3 separate regions of the Homo sapiens genome follow, and regions 2 and 3 are each linked to region 1. A link is a loop called in an ENCODE intact Hi-C map of the cell type or tissue named here. Cell type or tissue: endothelial cell of umbilical vein. All regions are shown on one strand. Region 1 overlaps BCR (BCR activator of RhoGEF and GTPase). Region 2 has its middle 47 kb from the start of LINC01659. Region 3 overlaps BCR (BCR activator of RhoGEF and GTPase).

Region 1 (8,000 bases):
ACTCTGACCACACCAAACCCGGCCCTTGCTCCCCTGGTGTGCACCTTCTCTCTCTGGATGTCATTCTTGATCTGGGAGATCTTGATCTTCAAAGCGTCCAGCTCCTCATCGGGCACCAGGGGGATGTTGGGCACTGCCTCCAGTTCATCCACCATCTGGAAGCTGAGATCCGTGAGCGGAATGTACCATTTGCAGTCATACTGCTGCGTTTTGCTGGGGATGGGGAGAGAAGAACGTTCACATGCACCGACTGCCTTCTATGGCTGATGTCACTGCTGTCAAGAGCCCAAGAGCCAGTGTTCTCGGCCATACATGGTTTACCTGACCTAAAACCCAGCACGTGTTCCATGGGACAGACTGGGATGAGGCCACTGGCAGGTGCCAGGATTCCTGGGAACAGACACTCTGAACATGTGACCGCAGGCCCCAGGCATCTCAGGAGTCTAGATCCACCTTGTCCTGAGCTGGCTCTAAGGTTGAAGGCTCATGTGGGAGCACATCAAGGCTGCACAATGACAGGACAGGACTGAAATCCACCCCCAGGGCCGTAAAGTTTGAGGGACTACAGATCTAGCTGGCGTCATCCCCTCGCCTGACAGATGGGGGAACTAAGGCTCTCCTCTGAGTTGACTGATTAAACCCACTCAGCAGGGCAACGGCAGGATGCAGGAAAGAGCCCCGTGCTGGTCCTTCCCAGTGTGGCCCTCTTTGCTCCATTCCAACCTGGTGCAACCTGGGTGAACCCAGGGAGGAGGGAGGAGGGGAGTGTGTGCACGCCTATGCCGAGGATAACTCGGAAAGCCACCACCAGGCTCGGGGAGACAAGGAGCAGCCACCACCCAGCACTGCCTGCAGCCCCTGATCTCACGCTTCCCGGATGGGTCCTGAGGTGACCTTTCTGCAATAGTGCCGGAAGCCACGGTCGGGTTTACCCCTCACTACAGGAGTCAAAGCTGGTCACCCTGATGCCCCATGACGTCTCCAGATTGCTAGTGACAATCTTTAACCTGGAGCCTGGCATTGTGCCCAAGTAGAAACGGAATGTAACGAGCTACATCACCACTGACCTCCGCCATGACAAGACCCTCCATGACCTGGAGAGTCAGGGTGGGGTCACTGCTGGGACAGGGGCCACATCGTCACTCACCCTCCGCTCTGCTTCTTGAGCTTGGTGCAGAGAAGCAGGTCGGTGAACAGGAAGACGTGGCGCAGCTTGCGGGCCCCCTCCACCAGCTCCACCATGAAGCTGTCCTTCAGCAGCTGCCGGTGCTGCAGGCACAGGGAAGGCTGGGGTCAGGGCCAGCCTGGGGTGATGGGTGGGGGGTGTTCGGCCCTCCCAGCCCAGCAGGAGCAGGTTGACCCAGAGACATTCTCTCCCTGGGAAGATTTCACTCCCTCCACATCTGACCCTCACACCCACTTTCCAGAACGTTTTGTTCATCTCACTGTCCTGCTAACACATCAGGGCTTATGTGTAACTTCTTTGTTCAACAAATTTCCCAATCCCTCCTGTGTGTTCAGCCTTTGGAAGAGGGTGGGAGGATGGGGGAGAGGGGGAGGTAATGGGTGTGGGTCTGAAGGGGCACACAGCCAAGCAAACAGTCTGCTGTGAAGATGGGTGATGGGGGGACCCTCTTTAAACAGGGAAGCCAGTGCCTCTCTGGGGTGGCAGCTGGAGATCCAGAATTGGCAAGAAGCCAGCCATGCCAGGAGCAGGTATTTCTGTAGAGGGACCATCTCAGGCACAGGCCCCTGTGGTGGGGAGAGATTGGTGCCCGAGGTACAGATGTGGCAGTATGGTCTATGGGTGGAGACAGGCCCAGTGCACTCTGAAAAGTGGCAGCCCTCGAGGTCACAGCAAGGGTTGGGCCTGGTTCTGAAGGCAGCAGGAACTGAGGGTCCCACATGTGGAACTCCTAGTCCTCCCAACTAGACAGGATGGATAGGGTCCCCGGTGTGCACGGGCTGCACCTCTGACACCTGCCTGGACACCTGCGGCCTGAGAAGGGTGCCTTTCTGCATCTTGGTCTGCATCTGAAAGGCAAGGGTCGGTCCTTCTTGCTCAAGGGGCTGCTGAATGGGCATGTCTAGGTAAGTCACCCCTGCCTGGTACCTCACAGGGTTGGGCGCTGTGCCGAGGGTACAGGGACAGGAGGAGAGGCTGTCGCAGCAAGCCTTCCCCACGCTGGGACCAGCGCACTGCACGAGCACATCGCCTGAATTATTTGACCCAATCCCCACAACAGGCTGTAGGCAGGTCCTTAATGAGAAAACAGAGCTTCAGGGAGGTCCACCCTCTGTCCCAGGCAGCGCAGAAAGAGAGGGGTAACATTCACAGGCCTCTACCCTCAGGAGTCCACAACCTCGTGGCAGAGAGGCCAAGTGTTTAGTGGGCACCCAGCCCACCTGGTCTCAGGGAAGGCTCACAGGGAGGACGACGCCCGCCCTGCACTGAGAGTCAGAAGGGTTGGCAGGGGAGGCACATACAACAGAGAGTGTGAAAACCCAGTGTCTCCCCGCAGGCGGTGCACCTGTCCTCATCTCGAGAAGTGATGAGGCCTTGTGCTCTCAGGGAGCCAGGCTGGTCCTGGGGCCAGACCAGGCACCTTGCCCTGCTGTCACCTGCAGCCTGAGGTTCTTCTCGGGGAGCCTCGGTCTCTCTGAACTTTTCCCCCATTCTGGGGCCGGAGGCAACAGAGCTCCCCATTTGCAAGAACAGCCTGGGCCAGTCCTCCGACACTCTCAGAGGTGGAGGCTTCATGTCACCATCATAAGCAGCTTGGCTCACGACAGGCAGCCGGCTCTTGCGAAGGGGAACCAATGAATTACGCAGGGGCTGCTGGTGCCCATAAGTGGAAGGGTAGGAAGGCTGCCGGCGTGCCAAGGCCATGACTCATCGGCACTCACCCACACCCCGCCTGCCGAGGGCAGACGGCTGCCTGGTGACGGCACCCACGGGAAGCAAGAAACAGCATGTGCACCTGGAGAAACATCATGTAGAGCTGGAGCGCTGAAGCCGGGTAACCCAAACTGCTGGGTCTGCAGTGGGGACCAGATCTGGGTAGGGTCCCAGGACACTGAGGTCCTTCGGGAAGGACTGCAGTAGGTCCTCTTGGCAGGGACACAGCAAAGGGCCTCCCGGCCAAGGAGGAGGGGTCTCAGGCGCCTTCCTTCTGGGGCAGTGGCGGGGCTGGATGGCAGCCTTCTCCATACAAAGGCAGTGAGCTTCTCGCCATCACCAGCAGAGGGCACCCCATGCTCAGCTCAGAAACTGCAGACCCAGCCCACTCTGCCTGCGGTCAAGAAACGCAGCTCCCTCTCCAGCAGAGGCTGCCCACAACCCACCTAAGGGGCACCCTCGGCCTTCAGCAAGGCTACTGAGTGTCACACTGGGGACCTGTAGCACCCACATGCCGGCTTGCCACGTTGAGAGGACACACAGGCCTGACTGTGGGGAGGAAGTGGCCCCTCTGGGGTGCGGGCTGCAGGCCCGGGAGGCTCGAACAGTGGACTCGGCGGTTTCTGGGCTACTCTTTTGATGCTGCCACAGACTCCCCAACCCCCCACCCACCTGTGCAACTCTCATCTGAGAGAAGCCCGAAAGCCACAGGCAGCCCAGCATGTCACAGCATCTCAGGCCCCGCTCTGCAGTCCCCGTCACTCGGCCCCTGCCTGCCCTCCCAGCCCACACAGCACCAGCACATGGCTGGGAGGCCCACATGGCGTGGCCTATGTCACTCCCTGCCCAGGAGATGTCCCTCTCGGAAGCGCTCAGCAGCCTGGTCCCCGGCCTGGAGTACAGGACAGTTGGCCTTGAGATCAGCACAGGCTTCCTGCATAGCCCACCCGAGTCGTCCTCCAGGGCACACGGCAAGGGTGGGCCGGGGTCACAATCCTGACTGCATCCCAAAGCCGGCATAAGGCCACGTGGCTGGAAACCACTGTCCCCAAGGCTCAGCATCTCAACTAGGGCAAACAGTCCCAGCTGGAGCTGTGGGACAGAGAGGGCCAGGGCCTCAGTGGCCCCGGGACAGGGACGGTACCACACTTTGGCTCCCCGGGGCCATGGGAGTCTGTGTATGAAAAGGGCACAGGGGAAGATCCTATGTGCTCTGCGTCTGTGTGTCCCTGTGTGTCTCCATGTTTCCAGGTGTGTTCATTCTTGTGTGAGTGTGAGTGCCTGAGCGTGCCCTCGTGCGTGGAACCCCACACAGGCCTGTGGCCTGGGTAGGTGTGTGCCCGTGTGTCTCACTGTGTGCATCTCCATGTTTCTGTGTGTGTGTTCCCATGCAAGGGCATGTCCTGTGCGTGTCAGGCCTGTGTGTGTCCTGGTGCAAGTAACCCCGTGTGGGCATGGGTCCCTGTGTGTGCTTCAGAGCGGGGCAGGGCAGTGGGACAGCAGGCCCCAGTTGGCAGGACAACACTCCCTTTGGGGAGCCCCCCCACATCCCAGGTGGGAAACACCAGTTGGAAGAAACGCCACCTGTCTTCTTGAATAACTAAAATCATCATCCCCACAGGAGCCCGCAGAAAGCAAGGGTGGCCAGGACAGCCTGCATCTTCACTGTCCCGAGCCCACCCTTCTCCTTCTCTGTGACGATGATGCTGGCTATGCTCCTCCATTTCTTGGAGCCTCTGTTTCCTTAAACATGATGGGGTGAGAAAGACCAGTCTGGTGGTATGTTCTGAGGATTAAATGAAACTGCGACCTGCAGGGCCTCACACGGGGCTGTCACCCTTCGCCATGTCCTCTGCAGGTGGGAATGTGACAGTCACAGCTTCCCATGAATCACACCACTCACTCCTCACCAGGACTCTACAAGGCAGGCACCATAACCCTGATTTCTACACACAAGGAAACTGAGGCCCTGTGAGGTCACATTATGTGCCCTGTCTTCTGAGGAGGGGGTCGCATCAGGCTGGTGGGAGTGAGGAGGGGCACCTCCTTGCTAAGGGGACTTCCCCCAGGCCAGCTGCCTCCTCCAGCTGTTGCCAGTGCAACATCACCCCCAACCCCAGGCACAGCCTATCCAGGGCCTTCCCAGGAAGGCCAGTCTGGAAGAAGCATACTGTTAGGGCTGAAAGTTTCTGTCCCCCTCAGAATTTATGCTGAGGCCCTAACTCCAATGGGCTGGTATCTGGAGGTGGGGCCTTTGCGAGGTGAGTAGGTGTAGATGAGGTCATGCGGTGGAATCCATGTGATGGGATGAGTGTCCTCATAAGAAGGAAAAAAAGAGAGGTCCTTTTCTCTCTCCATGTCCACTCCCAGGAAGGCCATGTGAGGGTACAGTGGGAGGGTGGCCGTGCTTCTCACTGCCCTCATCAGAACCTGACCCTGCTGGCACCCTGCCGGATCTCCAGCCTCCACCACTGTGAGAGGTAAAGGCCTGTGTGTGAGCCTCTCAGCAGATGATACTTTGTTACAGCAGCCTGAACCGACTACGACATGCTCCAGGAATCAGAGACCATGGCTCCATGGAGATGCTGGAAAACTTCCCCAGGTACACGAACTACAGTCTGATCATCAACAAATCAGCAGGGCCTTGACTGGTGAGACAAGGAAAAGTTGCCAAAGAAGCCCACATAGCAGCTGAGGAAGTGGAGAAGGAAGACGGCCCAAGTGAAGACCAAGGTGGAGCTTCCAGCTGCTGGCTGGTGGGGGGGCCCTGGAGGCAGCCAGTGGCCTCAGCCCCCGCTACCCTGCCCCCAGAGCAAAGCGCACACCCCTGGAGACCTGGCTGAGTGCCACTGAACTGGCTGCCACTGCCTGTCAGTGGCCCTGTCTATGCAGGGATGTGGCAGACTCCAGAGGTTTGGCAGTGGGACCAGGAGCAAGGAGGGTCACCAGGCAGGCCAATATACACTGCAGCCGAGAATGAGGTCAAGGGTCCTGCTCGCCCTTCCCTCCCTCTCACCTGCTCTTGACTTGCCCTCCCTGCAGACTCTCTGGTCCCCAAGAAAGCCTCCCATGGCCAATCTGGCCGAGAAAGTTTCCTATGCCCTGAGAGACACTATGCCAGGAGGAGGGTAGGGCAGGGCCTGGGAAGAACAATGCTGGCTGACAGCCACAGTCAGGGTGGCTGGTAGCAGCTAATGTTTGCTGAGCTCTTTCTGGGTGCCAAGAAGGTGTGAAAAGAGCATGACGTAAAACATCTCATCTCACTCCACAGAACCCTCCCATGCAGCAGGCTCCAGCTCCACCACTTCCTGGAGAAGAAACAGCTAAGAGGTAAGCAACGTGCCCACGCTCCTGGAAGGAATTAGAACTTGGCCCAGACAAGCCGAGAACCCAAGCTTTGTTTGCCAATGTTTATGAAGGGCCCAGAAAGGCCCAGCCCTCGACATGGGCACTAGCCTTGCACTTACAGCTTCTGTTTGGTGTCCAGTGGAGCTGAGAACCCCACCCATCCTGTCTTCACCCCTGGGGTGGGCACCTCCCTCTCCGTAGCACCCCTTGCAAACTTTGCCAACAGGGTCTGGCTTCTCCAACTGTTTTCCAACTCTTTTTTTTTGAGACGGAATTTCACTCTGTTGCCCAGGCTGGAGTGCAGAGTGCAATGGCGTGATCTCAGCTCATGGCCACCTCCGCCTCCCAGGTTCAAGCAATTCTCCTGCCTCCGCCTCCGGAGTAGCTGGGATTATAGGCACCTGCCACCATGCCTGGCTAATTTTTGCATTTTTAGTGGAGACGGGGTTTCACCATGTTGGCCAGGCTGGTCTCAAAGTCCTAACCTCAAGTGATCCACCCGCCTCGGCCTCCCAAAGTGCTGGGATTACAGGTGTGAGCCACCATGCCCAGCCTGTTCTCCAACTCTTTAATCATCAACTGAAAGACCTTGGTTCTCCTCTGCCCGAGCCTCACCATCTCTCAGCCTCAAGCCTGCACTGGTGGTACTTCCCTCCTCCAGGGCCTTCCTGCAGCTCCTGTTTGGACTGCTGTCTGTGTTCTTCCTAAAAGAGGGGCCTCTGCAATCCCAGGCAGAGAACGGGTATTGGAGGTCAATGCCTGGCTGGCTCTTGGGAAACAGAACATCCAAACTGGATCGTCCGCTATGCTTCCGAGCCCAGGCGGAGGGGGTGCTGAGCAGCACGTGGTGCCAAGGCTCCGAGTAGACAGAGAGGCAACCACGTGGGAAGTCACCCAGCAGTGGGGATTGGTTATCTAACTGTGAAGTTAATTCACCTAAACAAATGAGCGCCACCCACCAGCCCTCAGAACCCAGGCCTGGAAAGAAACTGTGCCTGCGGGATCCTTTGATCCTGTCATTTTGGGAAGGCTAAGGAGGGCATTCTCTTGGGCAGCACCTGTGGCTCACGGCCCCCAGGTGTGCTTGGGCCAGGATGCCAGGAAGCTGGAGCACCTGCCGGCCACCGTTCAGCATCAGGGAGCTACCTGGAATGCAGCCCAAAGTCACTGTTCCCCAAAGAGCACAGCCCTGGAGCCATGGGATGTGGCTGAAAAGGGCAATGAGATTATAGGAGCCACAGTGGGGGTCTGGGGCTGGGGTGGCTGACCCTGCAGAGGGCTCATACCTGGGCCTCTCCTCGATGCCAGACTTGCCCAGGCTCAGCAGGTAGCAATGGGCCACCTCCCAGGAGGCCCAGTAGTGACTGCAGGAGAACCTCGAAACACCCAGGCCAACAGAAGCAGCTTTCCTCTTGACATCAAATGCCAGGGAAGACAGAAACAGCCCCAACCCCTTGACACACTCCCAGCAGCAGCAGCAGCAGCAGGGGATGGGGTAGTGTGCGGAGCTAAAAGGGACATCTCTTCCTCTTTCCTACCTCCAGGTAGTGCAGGAACAAGAGGAGGGGTGGAAACGTCCTATCGGCTCACAGAGGAGGAAGGGAACCAAAGAGTAACACACCCGAGGGGCACACAGGCGGCCAGGGGCCCATGGCCTCACTCGCATCCTGGCTTAGCTACTTAGTGGCTGTGTGACTGGGCAAGACACTCAACCTCTCTGAGTCGCAGTTTCCTCATCTGTAAAAGGGAGATC
Region 2 (8,000 bases), 110 kb before region 1:
TACTAAAAATACAAAAAGTAGCTGAATGTGGTGGTGTGCACCTGTAATCCCAGCTACTCAGGAGGCTGAGGCAGGAGACTGGCTTGAACCCGGGTGGCAGAGGTTGCAGTGAGCCGAAATCACACCACTGTACTCCAGCCTGGTGACAGAGCCAGACTGTTTTAAAATAAATAAAAATAAAAAATTGGTTTTGGATTTTAGCAGTCCTGTTTTTCATTTCCAAGACATCTCTATCATTCCCTGAGCTCCCCTCTTCTTGTTCCAGAGAATTCAGTTCTGCTCTTAGGCATAAAGTGGGTTTGGAGGAAGGCGAATCTTTTGCTTTCTGCATTTTCTCTCATGGTTCTTTTTTGTTTATTTAGTCTTGGAACTTCCCATGAGACTCAGTGCTCAAATGTCTGGCTTTTCTTTCTTTTTTTTCTTTTTTTTGAGATGGGGTCTTGCTCTGTCGCCCAGGCTGGAGTGCAGTGGCGCGATCTCGGCTCACTGCAAGCTCCGCCTCCCGGGTTCACGCCATTCTCCTGCCTCAGCCTCCTGAGCAGCCGGGACTACAGGCGCCCGCCACCGCGCCCGGCTAATTTTTTTGTATTTTTAGTAGAGATGGGGTTTCACCGCATTAGCCAGGATGGTCTCGATCTCCTGACCTCGTGATCTGCCTGCCTCTGCGTCTCAAAGTGCTGGGATTACAGGCGTGAGCCACTGTGCCCAGCCTTTTCTTTCTTTTTGATCCCTGTTTATAGGGGAGGCAGGCAGAGCTGCCCGGCACTCCTCTCTCCTTGTTAACTTGAGAAAGCCGGACACCCAGGTCTTGGAAGGGAGGCCTCCTGCCTCCAGGCAGCATCTTGGGCTGCAGGGCTGCAGTCTGGAGTGGGGACAGTCCCGGCTCCCACTCGTCTCGGGCTGCAGGGCTGCGGTCTGGAGTGGGGGCAGTACTGGCTCCCACTCGTCTCGGGCTGCAGGGCTGCGGTCTGGAGTGGGGGCAGTACCGGCTCCCACTCGTCTCGGGCTGCAGGGCTGCGGTCTGGAGTGGGGACAGTACCAGCTCCCGCTGCTGTCCTGCCATGCTTGTTTGCAGCACACGTCTCCTCATACCAGTGACGAGGCTACTGCTTGCCAGCTGCTTGCCTTCTTCCTGCCAGGGTGTCCTGCTATGTCAGCCTCTGCTCTCCACTTCAAGAAGTGTCTTGAAAGATCTTGTCTGCAGAAGACCTCTCTCCTGTTCTCAGTGCCACGTGGGGCCTCCCCAGCAGAGGCGGCTGGATACCTGGCCCTGGCTACTGGAGGCTGTCTGTTAGCTGCCAGAGGGCGGCGGCAGCCTTCAGGAACCTCCCCTGGCCTCTGCCCTGTTCATTCCTTGCTGGAATGTCATGGGTCTCCGGATTTGCTGAGCTCAGAGACCCCATGGGGCAACTTGGGATGGGGGCTAAGGAAGGCCTCTTGGAGGAACCCTGAGGTGAGGTGGCCCTGGGGTGGGGTGGAGGAGGCCTTGAGCAGCAGGGGAGGGGGCTGCCCCCTGCTCTCTGCATCCCTGAGTGAGTGGGGCGGGGCCTGCCCCCTGCTCTCTGTGTCCCTGAGTGAGTGGGGCGGGAGGATGAACCCTGCTCTCTGTCCCTGAGTGCATGGGGCGGGGCCTGCCCCCTGCTCTCTGCGTCCCTGAGTGAGAGGGGCGGGGGGCTGCACCCTGCTCTCTGCGTCCCTGAGTGAGTGGGGTGGGGGGCTGCACCCTGCTCTCTGTGTCCCTGAGTGAGTGGGGCGGGGGCTGGCCCCTGCTCTCTGCGTCCCTGAGTGAGTGGGGCGGGGGCTGGCCCCTGCTCTCTGCGTCCCTGAGTGAGTGGGGCGGGGGGCTGCACCCTGCTCTCTGTGTCCCTGAGTGAGTGGGGCGGGGGCTGCCTCCTGCTCTCTGTGTCCCTGAGTGGGGCGGGGCCTGCCCCCTGCTCTCTGTGTCCCTGAGTGAGTGGGGTGGGGGCTGCACCTGCTCTGTGTGTCCCCAGCCTGCTAGGTGCCCCACAGGGGCCAGGATGCTGAGGAGTGAGAGGTCCTCACAGAGACAGGTGGCTCCTGTAGCAAGGAAGACAACACTGGCTTCCTGGGCGAACAGCAGGGCGGGGTCCTTAGGTCCCACCGTAGGTGCCCAGGCCTAGATGAGCTTCCCCAGTGGCCCCGAGGGGGCGCCCAGGACCCCCTGAATGGCCCAGTGTCCTCCCGTCACCCTTGACCCTGGGCACCACCCTCCTTGGCCTGGAAACCCCAAGTTCCCTGATGCCCCCACTCCTCTCCCCGCCTGTGCCAGGGAAAGCTGCTGCTGTCTCACTCAGCCCTGAAGCCCCTCCTCCCCCAGCCCCTCTCACCCCTCCCTGTGATCCTTGCCAATCACCCTGAGCCCGAGAAGGTCGGGGGGACTCTTGGAGAGACGGGGCCCTGGATCCCCAGCCCTGGGGTTCCCCACTCACGGGGTCATATACGCTAACAAAGGCCAAGCGCCCTGCCAAGCGGTGTCCTGGATTGGGGTGGGCGTGGGGGTTCGCCTCAGGTCCAGGCTCCGGGATGTCGTGCAGGACAGGGCGCGGCTGCGGCGGGGGCACTGGCTGGAAGCCGGAACTCCCGGCCTCGAGGGCGAAAAGTGTGGCCAGAGCAGTGTGCTGGGGGGGCCGTGGCCCCGTTGCCAGGCCGGCGCCTCCCTGGACATCATTTGCAACGGAAGCCGCTTCCTGCCCATGTTGCCACAGTGTCCAGATGGCCTCGAGGAGCCTGGTTCAGAGGGTCTGCCCTGTGCCCTTGCCCCTCCTCTGCTGCCCAGGAATGGGTTGGGAGGGCAAAGAGGAGGAGAGGCTGGGGCGCCCAGCATGGAGACCCGAGTCCTTCCTGCTGGAGCCGGGCTGCAGCGCAGGGCAGGGGCCAGATGGGGCTGTTCTGCTGTCTGCACTGCCGCCTTGATGTTCCATGCCCTAAGCTCGTTTTATTTATTTTCTATTTTTATTTTTTAAAACAGGATCTCACTCTGTTGCCCAGGCTGGAGTGCAGTGGTTCGATCACAGCTCATTGAAGCCTCCAACTGGGCTTGAGGGATCCTCCCACCTCAGCCTCCTGTGTATTGGGGACCACAGGTATGCGCCACCATGCCCAGCTAATTCTTTATTATTTTATTTTTGTGGAGACTGGGTCTCGCTATGTTGCCCAGGCTGGTCTTAAACTCCTGGCTCAAGTGATCTGCCCACCTCAGCCTCTCAAAATGTTAGGATTACAGGTGTGAGCCACCTTGCCTGTGCTTGGCTGTTCCCAAGCTTATCTCAAAAGCCAGGGAACAGGCCCTGAGTGGATGGAACTCGGTGTCACTGGGCTAGCCACAGCCCTCAGAGGACCCTATCTCTGTGCCCCCTCCTAACCTGGGCTCTTGGCCCACACCCACCCAGGCTGCCTGTCAGGGTCTACTCCCTCTCCAGCCCTCAGAGCTGCCCTATGGGGAGGGTTGGGGGTCCCAGGAAACCTGGCCGAAATGGCCATGGGCCCTGGCATGGGCACTACCCTTCATGTCCTCCCAGGGCCTGGGCTGTGGCCTGAGGTGTGAGTGCTCCTTTGCCTCAGGAGGGGAAGAGGTGCGTGGTGGCCTTCGGTCAGGGCCCATGGGGCTCCAAGGGTGGTCTTGGGCCTCCCAGGTTCCCCTAGACTCACAGCCAGGAGGACGGGTCTGCGGGGGGCTGTGTGAGGGATGCGGTGGCCTGCAGAGTGCCCCACCCTGTCCAGGGCCAGGGTGGCGAGTGGACACATGCCCCGAGTGCCGGGCAGCCTCCCCTGCCTTCCCACCCTGTGGGGCACCCCCGAGGGGACAGAGAACAGATGAGGGCTGGGTCCTGGGAACAGGGTGTGGGGGAAGGGCAGAGTGCTGGGGATGCTGAGCCCATGACCTCCCTGTCCCTGGGGCCTTCCCATGTCAGAGGTGAGGCTCAGAGAGGTAAGGGCTCACCTTTTGTCTGCCCCGTCCCCAGCATGGCTAAGCCGCTCCCAGGGTGCGGGCCATAGCAGGCCATTTGTCTCCCTCCTGGGTGAGGCTCTGGACACGGCTTTTCACATTTTTTATTTAGGAATCAGAGAGAGATAAGAATGTCACCTCTCATGGACAATGTGGCCCCAGTAAATGACTGTCAGCCAGGGTGTCCAGGGCTCCAAGGCCCCAGGAGGTGGCCATGCTGGGGCTGCCAGGCCCCTGGCTCCAGGGTTGCCGGGGCTGAACTGAACGTGCCCACCCCTGCCCAGGCCCAGGCTCCTCCCTGTGAGGAGCCCACCGGCTTGGCCAGTCCACCTTCTTGGCACTTCCTGCCCACCTGTCCCTTCTAGTCGGAGCCTGGGGAGACAGTGGAGCCTGGGGAGACAGTGTGGCGAGTGCCTGATGGTCGGTGCCAAGGTCATCTCCCAGGTCCTTGCTGGGGCCAAGAGCCAGGACTCCTTACCCGTCCCCTTAGCTGCCCTGTGCCTGCCCAGCACCTGCTGGGACTAGGCTGCCTATTGGAGCAGGAAACACGGTGCTGGGCTGTGAGCTCCCAGGGCCTGTCTGTGTGTCCCAGTATCAGGCTCCTGGGTTGAGAGAGAGATGGGGGGTGGGTGGGGAGCAGGTGAGGAGCGGCAGGCCCCCTGGAATCCCTCCATGGCCACCCCTTGGTCTCCGGGACTTGTGTGCGGCAGGTACGGGCTGGAGCTGTGGTGCAGTTCCCAGTTTCACCACCAGATGGCACTACGCCCCTGCAGACGCAGTGCCCAGAGCAGGCCAAGTGGTTTGGGAGCTGCAGCTGGAGCATCCAGCAGGGGAAGCTCTGGGAGGTCAGGGGCAGTGCTGGGGGAGCCACCTCCCCACTTGGATCCGAAGTTCTCATGGAGGCCTAGGGCAGGGGCTGACCAGGTAGCCAGAAGTTCCCTTGCTGAGTCTAGGGTGTCTGTCCCACATTTCACATGGAGACGAATCATCCCAGACACCCCGGCACTGTCCCGGGGCAGTTTGCCACCCCTCCCAAGGGGCAGGGCTCCTGTCTTGGGGTCTTCCCAAGCATAGTAGCCTTCGGGCAGCCCCGGCCTGGCCCCAGGTTGTCCCACTTGTCAGTGGGCAGCTGGGGCTGGGGGAGGGGTCCCAGCTCCTGTCCAAGGTCATGACTGCCCCTGACCAGGGTGTGGCAGCCGCTGTGGCCTGGGTCAGTGAGGCCGTGGATGGAGGGTGGCCCGGGTGTAGGCGCTGCTCTCAGCTAAGAGAGACCTCATTTGGAGGAAGAACCAGGAACCAGAGGGATGGCCGGGTTCCCAGCGAGCAGGAGGCCAGCTTAGGGTCAGCAGGGGCACCCTGCAGGGACTCCAAGAGGCAAACCAAACCACATGAAGAGTCATCTGAGAGGGAATGACGGAGGCTGGGGAGGTGGAGCCCCCACCTCCAACTGCTGCCTCGGCCCCCACAGCAGGGGAGGGTGGGAGGCTGGTCCTGGCTCTGCCCTGGGAGATGCCACCTGGGCCTTGGTCTGGGGAGGAGGGCTGGCCGGGAGGCTGGATACGGCCACTGCTCTGGAGTGACCACACCATTTCCACCCTGCTTGCCTCATTCTTCTCATGGGGGCCTCAAGGGGACACACCAGAGGTTTACTGGGGACAGGGCAGGGGAGGGATCTCAGCGCTGGCCTTCTGGGGCCCTGCGTCCACTCTGCCCCTTTCTGACCTGGGCTGGGGCCTCTGCTCTCCTCCGGGCCTGGAGACAGAGCCCTTTTGGAGGCCCTCAGGCCCGACAAGCCTGTTCCTTGGAGCCAGGCTGTGGGCTGGGTGTATTCTGGTGGGATGGGGGATCTGGGGCATGGGGTGGGAGTGGGGCTGGGAGTAGGTTGAGGTTGGTGCCTCAGGCTCTGTGGAATGGGACTGGGATGGCTGCAGACCCTGGGCTTTGGGGTCTGAGCCCAGCCCTGTCCCCAGGCAGGCTGCCCCCTGCAGCCCTGGATTCCCATGTTGGTTGGAGTTGCGATGAGAGGTTCTGGGGCCTCCTTTGCTTCTGTCCAGGACACACAGCTGAGAAGTCACGGTCTGCTGCCTGACTGTGGGGGTTTCAAGCCCCACTGGAGCATCCAGGCAGGCCCTTGGGCGGCAGGGCCTCGTGGGGGCAGGAGGGGACCCTGGGAAGTCGGGAACCAGGCCAGGGAGGGAGAGAAGGCAGGAGCACAGTTGTGGGTGTAGGCACCCACCCCGTCCCGAACGATGTTCCTCCCGGCCCACCCCACTCCAGTCCTCTGGGCCGGCTGCCAGAGGGTGCTGCTTGAGGCCACTTGCTTCCTCAGAAGAAGGTCTCACCTTCAGAGCCAGCCTTTGAGCTCCTGGTGACCTCAGCCTGTTGCCCTTGACCCTGAGTTTGCCTAGATCAAGTGGGAGGCCACTCTTTGGGCCTCAGTTCTCCCGTTCCCAGGGAGCAGGTCCTCTGTCCCCTGACAGCACCCCTCCTCGCTGTGCAGCCACCACTGCCAGGTTTCTGACTAGGCAGTGTTCCCCAGGGGGTGGCTCTGGGCCCTCAGGCAAACAGCCACGCTGGGAGGGGCGGTGGTTTGCACGTGAATAGTGTCACTCGGGTCCTTTGCTTGAAGTTGGCTCTGCTGAGTGCAGCCTGCAGACATTTTCAGGAAACTCAGTCCACAGGCTGGAGGCTTCTGCTTCCCCACAACCCAAACGGCCTCCAGCCAGCCAGAGAGCCATGAGAATCCAGCCACTAGCAACTGCCAGCAGGAAACCCACTACCAGCTGCTCACAGATGGACAGCCCATCCCGGTAGCTGGCCCCACCTCCCCGCCCCTCTGCTGACCAACCCAGCAGCTCCTTGGGTGGGTGTGGCCACCCTGCTGCCCCCACCTGCTCCCGGACCCTGTGCCAGGCGGTGCCTTGCCTCAGCGGGGCCTCGCCTCCCCCAGAGCCGCTCTGCTGCCTGACCTTGTGATATCTTGGGTCCTCTGGGCACTGGCGCAATTGGGTGGGGTCAGCTTTGGCCAGCAAGTGGGGGGCAGGTGGGTAAATCCTCCCTCTCTGCCATCTCCACTTCCTTCCTCCTACCCGGCTTCCCTGCCTTTTCCCCACTCTGGCTCCAGGGTTGCACTTCTCAGAAAGCTGTCGCTGCCCGGCTGCGCACAGGCCTGATTTTCTTGGGAGTCTGGGCTAAGATTCTGACTGGCCCTCCCACTTACCACCCACACCACCACGCAGCTAGCCAGTAACAGGGCCAGGAGTGATCAGGAGGGGGCCCACCTGACCACCCGCCCGGCGCCTCCAGCTGGCCAACTCTGCCCGCTCAGGGCCATGAGCTGGAGGTGCCAGGAGCCTCCCGGGAGGCAGTGTGAGGCATTCTTCTTAGTAAGTCCCGCATCGATGATAAAGGGCAGTATCAGCCCCTCTCTGATGCGCAGTGAGCGGCTCACCATACAGGGGAGGCGTTTAATTTATCTCGGGAACTGGGCGCAAGTTATAAAAATGGTAATTTCTTGGAGATTCAATTACGTGTTTTCATTGTTACCCTCGGTAATCAAGGAAACAATTTTTTATAAAAGGCTGTTGGATGATACTGATCTCAGGAGAGGATCTGGGCCGGGTGGGGGCTTTGGGAATGAAGAGGAGGGCAGTGTCTGCTGGGGGCAGGCAGGGCAAGTGGAGCTGAGCCGTCCAGCCCACCAGCTGTTCCAGCCCTCCAATTCCTCCATTCCTCTCTGGCCTCAGTCTTCCCTTATGCCGATGGGGCCATCTCTGGTAGGGAGGGTCTGGCAGGAGCTGATGAAGTGAGGCATGGCTCCTGGGCCGTGAGGGTGGCTGTGAGGGTAGCTGCGTCCCTGCCCCTCCCTGCCTGGTGCCCGAGCAGTCTCGTCCATCTCCTGAGGCCTCTGCAGGGCATAGAGAGGGGTTCCTCATGGAGTGCGGACCTGATTTTTTTCCCCAAGTGATGTCTTGGCTCTAAATAACATCTCCAGGATTAATGGTGCCAGCCCCCAACAGCACCAGGTGATTGA
Region 3 (8,000 bases), 65 kb after region 1:
CATACCTGAACCCAACCTGGAAGCAAATGCTGCTCCAAGACAGTTATAGCCACTGAACCAAATGACCCAGGCAGAGAGGCAGCAGGAGGTGGCAGACACAGAGGCCATTCCCTGACACCTGGCTCTGGCTTCTCCAAGATAAGTCATTCACCCCTCCTCCCCTAGAACCAAACATGCAGCTGTCACTACAGCAGGGTCAAAATCCCATGGACGGTAGGTGAAACTTCAGTGTAACCTTCCTCCTTTCAGAAGTACATTCGACAGAGGGAGGTAGATCCTGTTGGTCCCCATGCAAGGGGTGAAGTGGTTCAAGCACTATGGGAGTGGGGGCACAGCAGGACCCCCGCATGCTCTGCTAGACATGGAGCTCTAGAGGGAACCGTGCCCACACAGCCTCAAAGGGCAGGTGGCAGAACAGCCCCTCCCCTCTGTGCAGCCACACATGACACCAGCCAGCCCCAAGGGGCCGTGTCCTTCGAGTCAGAAGCAATGGTAACAGGATGACTCAATGCTCCAGGAACTGCAGACTTGGAGGCGAGAAGGCGGTGCACACACAAGTACCAAAGGGAGCCCAGGAAGGAGGCATGAAGGAGCGGCTGAGAGCGGCCGGAGGAGGGAAACAGGTTACATGCAGGTCGGGGACAGAGAACTACATGGGGTGGGATAATAGTGGTGACTGCAGAAAGTAGCCTCAAAGCTGGACACAGAGGACAGAGCTGGGCAAGTGGAGACATTGTGGGGGACATTCTAGGCAAGGAGAGGGGGTGCAGGAAGCACACAGAGGGGTGGCGGGGGACTCTCAGAGCTAGCAGAGAGGAGGGAGCTGTGCTCCCGCACCGCCAGTGCCCACGAGCGTGGAGGGTCCTGCACACCTGCCTGCCTGAGATGCGTGACCTTGACCTTCAGCCCATGGGCAACTCAGAGGTTTGTGAGAAGGGAACAGCGGTCAGGTCCCTGTGAGGATGAATCTGGCCATGCAATAGTGGACCTGGGCAAGAACCAGGGACAGAGGCCAAGGGTGGGACAGGGTCACAGCCAAAGGGACAAGGTCAGACTGCCCCGCTGGGTTCCACATAGGGATGACTCTGGAGCCATGGTGGGGAGAGGCTTGGGATCCGGGGGGAGGCTTTGTGCTAAAACAACATCGTCTAACATAAGGAACAGAGCTTGAAAATGCCAGCCGCCCATTCAAGTGTCTTTGGTGGGCACGCTCAGCTTTCACCGACTCACTGGAATTTTCAGCCTTGAGAAGCACCTACCCAGTTGGAAGACACACCCCACCAGGGCCATCTGTCGGCTTAAGGGCTTTGCTGCTTCACTTTCTCCCCTCCCCCTGGATTATTTTTAAAAGATTAGGTTTCCTGTTTTCACTGCCTGGTTGGCCTGGCCCTCCGTCCATCCATCCATCCATTGTCACAGCCATTAGGGCAGCGGCATGGCAGGAATGGGCTGGAAGCGCAGGCCTTCTCAGCTCCATAACGAGGGATCAGCCACCTCCTCACCCGGCACCAGCTGGCCGCTCTGTAAACACCGCTTCCTCCCTGAGCAGGGCCGGGCTGCGACCTCACCCTCGGCAAGGGGCCTCTTAATGAAACAAGTCAACAGGCAATTTTTCCTAACTGCTGACAGCCACTCACCCTCAGAATGTGCTCATTCCAGGACAGAAAAAAACAGCCCTTTACAGGAGTCCCCTCTGCCTTGCCTCCCCTCCACCAGCATCGGAGGGCAGGCGAACCAGGCTGTCCTGGGTGAAGCCCCATGGGTCCTCACTATGAGGACACAGGTCCATGCCTGTCCAGTCACTTGTGGCTTGAGTGGTGATCAGAGATCAGCACACTGTTCAGCTTGTCCCCACACGAGTCCCACAGCTGAAGAACAGCCACCAGCCTCACCTCCGCACCCTGCCACTGAGCAGGCCAGACCCCTCCTCACCATCAGACCAGAGACTGGCAGGGACTGAGGTGGTGGCTTCCCAGCTCTCCGGTCCCACAGTGGCCCCGTGCCAAGGCTGAGCAGGGACAACTAGTGGGTGGGAGAGCTTCCACCAGCTTTACCTGCCTTACATAATGGGGGTTCCCCTGGATATTGTCTGATTAAGAGCTCTATGGCTAGCAAGTAAAAAGTTTAAACCCGGTGGGTTAGGGAAGGGAACACAGTTTCTGGTCACCCTGGGCGTGAGGCACTGTCCCGGGTCACCTCCTGCAATCCTCACATGCCCCAGATGCTTACCCAGCTCCGGGGGCTCAGACCTGCCTGCCCAGATCTGCCTGGAAGCCAGGGCACTGGCAGGGCCTGAGGGTCAGGTCAGAGCACAAACCCCACACCAAAGGGACAGCACTGGCATCGTGATGACAAGGGGGTCCAGAATGAAGAGAACAGTGAGGGGAGGGATGCCAATGCGACAGGGGAAGGATTCCTCTGGTCAGAGTAGGGTTACTGCAGGCCCGAAGTTTCCCAGGAGCCAGGCCCATTTGCCCAGAGCAGGTTCACAACCCTTCCCTGCAGGGCCTGACTCTCCTCCCCAAGGCAATGTAGGAGCCTGGGCCACGGCTCTCCCACCAGCAGGATCTGGACGTCAAGGCCTTTCCTGTCCGAGCAGGCGGCCACAGCTGCAGATCACCGCCTACCCGGGATCCCCGCCTTCATGGGAGTGCCCTCCCTCCAGGTCTCACGAGCATCCCACACGTAGGCAAAGTGCGGTTTCCCATGTATTTATTTATTCCACTATTTATTTTCAAACATTTACAAACTTACAGAGAACTTGTAAGAGTCCAAATAACCATCTGTTTAGGAAAACAATGACCTTCAAAAGGAGCCTGAAGGATTGACAATTCCATGTTCCCCACCCACTTCCCTAACTTCAGTCAACCAGACAATACTGTCCTTGGACACCAGGGTTCCCACCGATGCCCCCTAATCCTACATAAGTATGGTCAGCTCTTGCAGGCTGAGCCCCACGCCTACCTTACAGAGGAGGCCAACCAATGCCCCCATGGCCTGGGTCAATTCATGTTGAACCCAAGGCCTATCCACTCCATCAAGGTCAGCAAGGCGAAGAGAGAGCACCAGAGCTTGAAGGTACCCCATGGTGTGGTCACTATCTCTGGATGTCTTCTTCCCGAAGGCCAGGCTGCAGAGGTTCTGCACTGGCCGAGCCTGCAAGTTTATGGGACCTAACAGTGGATCTGACACCCCAGCAATCTTGAACTAGGAGTCCAGTGGATAACATGCTAAGGATTTTTTACTTTGAACCTACTATATAACATGGCAACAGCAAAAATCTAAAAAAGTCATCCACAACCTCACCTCCTCTACCAATGGTCTAGGATCATTTTCCCACAATCACTTCCAGTCCTTGTCCTGTGACTGTGTAACTAAAATCCTGTGGTGGGAGCAATCACCAGAGCCCCTGAGAATCATGCCTTGTGTCCACGCCGTGTGTCCACATGACACTGCTGCTCCTCCCATCAAGAGGTAGAGTCCAGCTTTCTACCCCCGCTTAGATCTGGGCAAGACTTGCGACACACTGTACCAACAGAATCCGGTGGAAGTTCAGCTGAGAAGTTCCATAGCCCAGGCCTCAGGAAGCCCTGCAGCATCCACCTTTGCTCTTGGAACCTAGCCTCCATGAGAAGCAACTCAGGCTTCACTGCAGAACAATGACGGACCACAAGGAGAGAGAGGTCTCAGCCTTCCGGTGTCCCTACCAAGTCCTTAGCTACAACGGTTAGGCCACCTCGGATGCCAGCGGCAGTCAAACCACAAACTGAATACAGTCACATGACCAAGCCTGTGTGACAGCAGAACCACCTCATACCAAGCCAGATGGCACTGCGATTAAATCGCATTGTTTTAAGCCTCTAAACTTTGGGATGGTTTGTTACCGAACAAGAGATGACTGATACAAATCATCACACTTTGGGCATCTCACTTTTTCCACTTATGACAATGTTCCACGTTGCTAATTCATTTTCATCCTTACCATCGGATGATGACAGAATCGTCTACCAAGCTAATGGAACCCCTTTTGTATTACAGGATGCTCAGTTTGTTTCCAGCTTTCCACTGTTATGAATACAATGAATAATTTCACATAATACTACCATAAAAGAAAAGGGGGAAGCAATTTTCCTTAGGAAAATGCCCTAGGGTGGAATTACTGCGTCTGAGGTTATAAACATGGTGATGCCTCTTGAACAATGTAAGCGCAGAATTCAAAGTGAAAGACATCCTTGTAGCATGATTTTAAAAGGAGGCAGTGAGTACACTTGGTTTTGCAGAAACACAGACATTCATGTTCTGAAGCCAGGCCCCACAAAAATCGGTGGTGTTGCCAACGCTTATCAGAGCCACTCAGACTGGACCAAAGCGGAAAGAACTCGGAGCACCTATCCATAAAACGTGCCCACAGCTTCCTCCGAAACACTCAAGGGAAACAGAAGGTTACATATAAGACATTTCTCAGTTAGACTTGGTAATTACCAGCTCAGCCAGATTTCCTAAACATGGCAAAATTAAAGGGAACGTGGTAATTCTAGAAAATGACCCATGTTTACAGGAAAGGGGAAATTCCTGGAGTCTCAGTCACCATCTAACTCCTGGATTAACTGGTCCCCTATCCCTTGTACACATGCCCATCCCCTGAAGGCAGGCTCTAACTTCAGTTCCTGAGCTGCTGAGTGGGGGTGCAGAACCACTGTCCCAACCCACGAAGAAGGCCCCACTAGACCTTCCACTTAGTTCCACTTAGGAGGCAGTGTCATAACTAAGCGGGGTCCCTGTCCTACCGCCACTCTGCCTTCATCACTGACTGTTCCAAGGACAACAAGCCACCAGGTTTGTGCCTGTCCCCATCAGCAGATGGAATTACACTGTAACACTTCCCATCTTCCCTGAACCATATCTGAGGCTCACCACTTCCCAGAAATGGCTGGCTCAAGCTCCCTTGGCAGAGAAGGTGGCAGAAAACAGGTATGGGGCTTGCAGCCAGAAACCCTCCTTTCTAAGAATTCCCGCCCTCTTTATCAAGTAACCTGCTACATTCCAGAAAGCTGTGATCATGGTAGTTACTCAAGAGAACCGGGAAGGTTCTCCCCTCTCCCATTAATGAGCAGATGGCTGAGTGGTACCTGGGGCACATGTGCAAGACAGACCTGTTTGCAAGGGGTCAAGAGTAAAAGCATGTATACCCGTGTTCACAGCAGCATGCTTTACAAAAGGCAGAAACAAGCCAGGTGTCCATCCACCAATGGATGCATAAGCAAAATGCGGTGCAGACATATAATGGAATATTATTCAGCCTTAAAAAGGAAGAAAATTCTAATACATGCCAAGGCAAGGATGAAACTTGAGGACATTATGTTAAGTGAAATAAACCAGATGCAAATGGACAAACGCTGTAGGACTCCACTCATATGAGGTCTCTAGAGTAGTCAAATTCATAGACATAGAGTAGGATGGTGGTGGCCAGGGGCTGAGGGAGGAGGGAGTAGAGAGTTGTTTACTGGCTATAAATGGGTACAGACCTTCAGTCTGGGGAAGATGAAAAAGTTCTGGAGATGGATAGTGGTGATGGTTGCCCAACACCATCAATGTAGTTAATGTCATGCATCGATCGTATGCTTAAAAATGGCTGAAGTGGTAAATTTTACATTATGTATAGTTCATCATAATTTAAAAAGAAAAAGTAAAAACAAAGCCCAGCCTACTTTGACCCCTTCCAAATGCAGGTTTGGACAATGCACGCTCACAAACGCCGACTCTGTTTCTCTGCTCTGAGAAGGAAATGGTGCCAGGTTCCCTGCCTAGCCAACTCCACCTAAAAGAAGACATGGACAACACAGGGAGCCGATCCCCACAGAGCATCCTCACAGCTTCCCCGTCCCTACCCTGGGAGGGCACACGAAGCACGAAATAATCCGCCTGAGCAGAGAGACAGTCCGAAGGAAATGCAGGTCCTCCTGGCCATGGCACAGGCCACAGAGGTGGAAGGCTGGGGCTGCCAAGAGCAGCACCTCCCAAGCCAGGTCCTCAGAGCCCAGGTTGGGTGGGGAGGCTGAGCTGGGCAGCCTTCAGGACCTGTGGCTCCTCTTTCATCTTTTTCATATACTGGGGGGTCATCTGAAATACCATTGGCAAAGAAGGGATCTATCCCTAAAATAAAACCATTTGAAAACAATTATTGCTGAGAAATGAACACTCCGGGCCTTTCCAACTCTGATGGAAAAAGACAGCTTCCCATCTCCCACTTTAACCCTCACAAAAAAAAAAAAACAAACCAAACATCCAGCCAGCTGATAAAGCAGCCAACATCCTCTCCCGCTATCTGTCATAACAGCAACTACGATAACAACAATAAAATGAGAATAACAAATGTTATTAAGCACTCAGGGCATGCCAGCAGCCACGCTAGGTGCTTTTTTTTGCACACCTCATCTCTAATCTTCACAGCAAGTTCCTGAGTCAACGACTAGTGGGATTTCTATTTCACAGATGAGGAAACTTACTGTATTTTACCCATTATCAGGCATGCATTTTCCCCAAATTTCAACATAATTCAAAGTGGAATCTCGCATCTCTGCCTCTCGCAATGATAACTGGGAGTACTGTCTTCCTCCTCCTTCTTCTTCTTTTTTTTTTTTTTTAAGAGACAGGGGTCTTGCTCTGTTGCCCAGGCTGAAGTACAGTGGTGCAATCATAGCTCACTATAGCCTTGAACTCCTGGGTCATTCAGGCGATTCTCCTGCCTCAGCCTCCTGAGTAGCTAGGACTACAGGCATGCACCACCACGCCCCAGCAATTAATATTTTTACGTTTTTTTGGAGAGACGAGCTCTCACTTTCTTGCCCAGGCTGGTCTCAAACTTCTGGCTTCAAGCAATCTTCCCACCTTGGCCTCCCAAAGAGCTGGGATTACAGGCGTGAGCCACCACGCTCAGCCTGCTGCCTCCTTCTTAGTGGCACATCCACTCACGGTGTGCCTTACCCTAGAGGGGATCTCAAAGTGAATGACATGCTCAGTGCACAGGCTGGGACCTGGCTCAGCGTCCCTCCGGAATTTGAGCCCATAGCTGCTGTGCCTGACCATCCATTAAGGGAACGACTCTCCACACCTCTCAGCCCAGCCCGACTCCTGCACGGAGGCTCACTCAGGGCCCCCAGGACTCAGGAGCACAAGTCAGCAACGCTGCCATCCCACAGCCTGGCCAGTGCCTACCCTGGCAGGCAGAGCCTTGGATGTACCCAACCAAGGACAGCCAAGCTCAGGGCCATGATTGTCTGTGGAGAGATGGCTGCAGGGGTCAGCCACATCCTCTCCGGGAAGGCTTTCCTGAGAGCCAGACAAGCAAGGAGACAGTCAGGTGAATGAGCCCAAGCGTCAGAACAAAACTAGACAAGGGAGGTTCTTGTGGTACGTCCCCAGGAGCAGCACTCCGTGAGGAAGCCCGAAAGCCTCCCAAATTAGAGAGAATGCCCATCTGATTGCCAGTCCTTGTCCTTTTTGAGGCCGGCAGCCTCCCAGGAATCAAGTTAAAGCTGCCGTCCCTCACATTGCCAAGTTTTCTGCAGACAAGACACTGATTTATGACCAAGTAATTCATATTCTGGTCTGGGCAATATTCAGAACAGGGTGTGCAGCTTGCAGCTGCCACATCTCTTGCCCAGAGAGCAGGTGCATCTATGTTCCTCTTCAGTGAGAAAACAAACCAACGGACAGAGTCATAAATGCCCTCTCCATCAGAATTGGAGTGAGCAGCCCATGGAAGCTGTGTGTGTTGAGAGACACAGCAACGCTCTGGGGTAGGCACAATCCATAAGCCAAGTCCACATGCTCATTCCAAAAGGCCCCTGTGTCCCCAGAGCAAGCACTGCACTTCTGCTGGAGATGCTGGCGGCCCTGCAACAGAGGAGGCTGCCCCAGGCCCCACAGAGCCCAGTGGGGGCTTACTTCAGGCCTTACTCCACTGCTGGGATTTTCTGCACCTATGCAGCAACAACTCC

The links. Peaks named below come from ENCODE experiments on the same cell type or tissue, not always from the same donor. Only the 100,000 strongest peaks of a DNase experiment are listed, where the experiment ranks them.
Region 2: a loop joins it to region 1, with 11 times the contacts of the local background. A loop is called at or near these places in 6 of 110 quality-filtered maps.
Region 3: a loop joins it to region 1, with 5 times the contacts of the local background. A loop is called at or near these places in 10 of 110 quality-filtered maps.

Annotation. Positions count from the first base shown.
Region 1 is chr22:23,277,246-23,285,245 of GRCh38, reverse strand. BCR (BCR activator of RhoGEF and GTPase) reads right to left here. Exons shown (of 23, transcript NM_004327.4): 9 at 1,148-1,269; 10 at 45-213. LOC107985554 (a long non-coding RNA gene) reads left to right here. Exons shown (of 3, transcript XR_001755448.2): 3 at 1-51. Among named protein-coding and RNA genes, the nearest start is that of LINC02556, 45 kb to the left of the region's middle. RefSeq lists silencers at 3,152-3,201, 5,183-5,490 and an enhancer at 3,592-3,701. In endothelial cell of umbilical vein, a CTCF peak has its summit at 3,243 (motif pointing right); DNase peaks (open chromatin) are centred at 2,905 and 3,235; H3K27ac peaks cover 1,851 bases.
Region 2 is chr22:23,382,800-23,390,799 of GRCh38, reverse strand. It overlaps the pseudogene ZDHHC8BP. Among named protein-coding and RNA genes, the nearest start is that of LINC01659, 47 kb to the left of the region's middle. RefSeq lists enhancers at 1,345-2,202, 3,767-4,749. In endothelial cell of umbilical vein, a CTCF peak has its summit at 4,713 (motif pointing right); a DNase peak (open chromatin) is centred at 4,739.
Region 3 is chr22:23,212,480-23,220,479 of GRCh38, reverse strand. All of the region lies in intron 1 of BCR (BCR activator of RhoGEF and GTPase), which reads right to left. Among named protein-coding and RNA genes, the nearest start is that of BCR, 36 kb to the right of the region's middle. RefSeq lists enhancers at 1-18, 106-185, 2,123-2,912. In endothelial cell of umbilical vein, no CTCF peak of the experiment used is centred here; DNase peaks (open chromatin) are centred at 1,479, 2,609, 4,449, 6,329 and 1 weaker place; H3K27ac peaks cover 7,508 bases.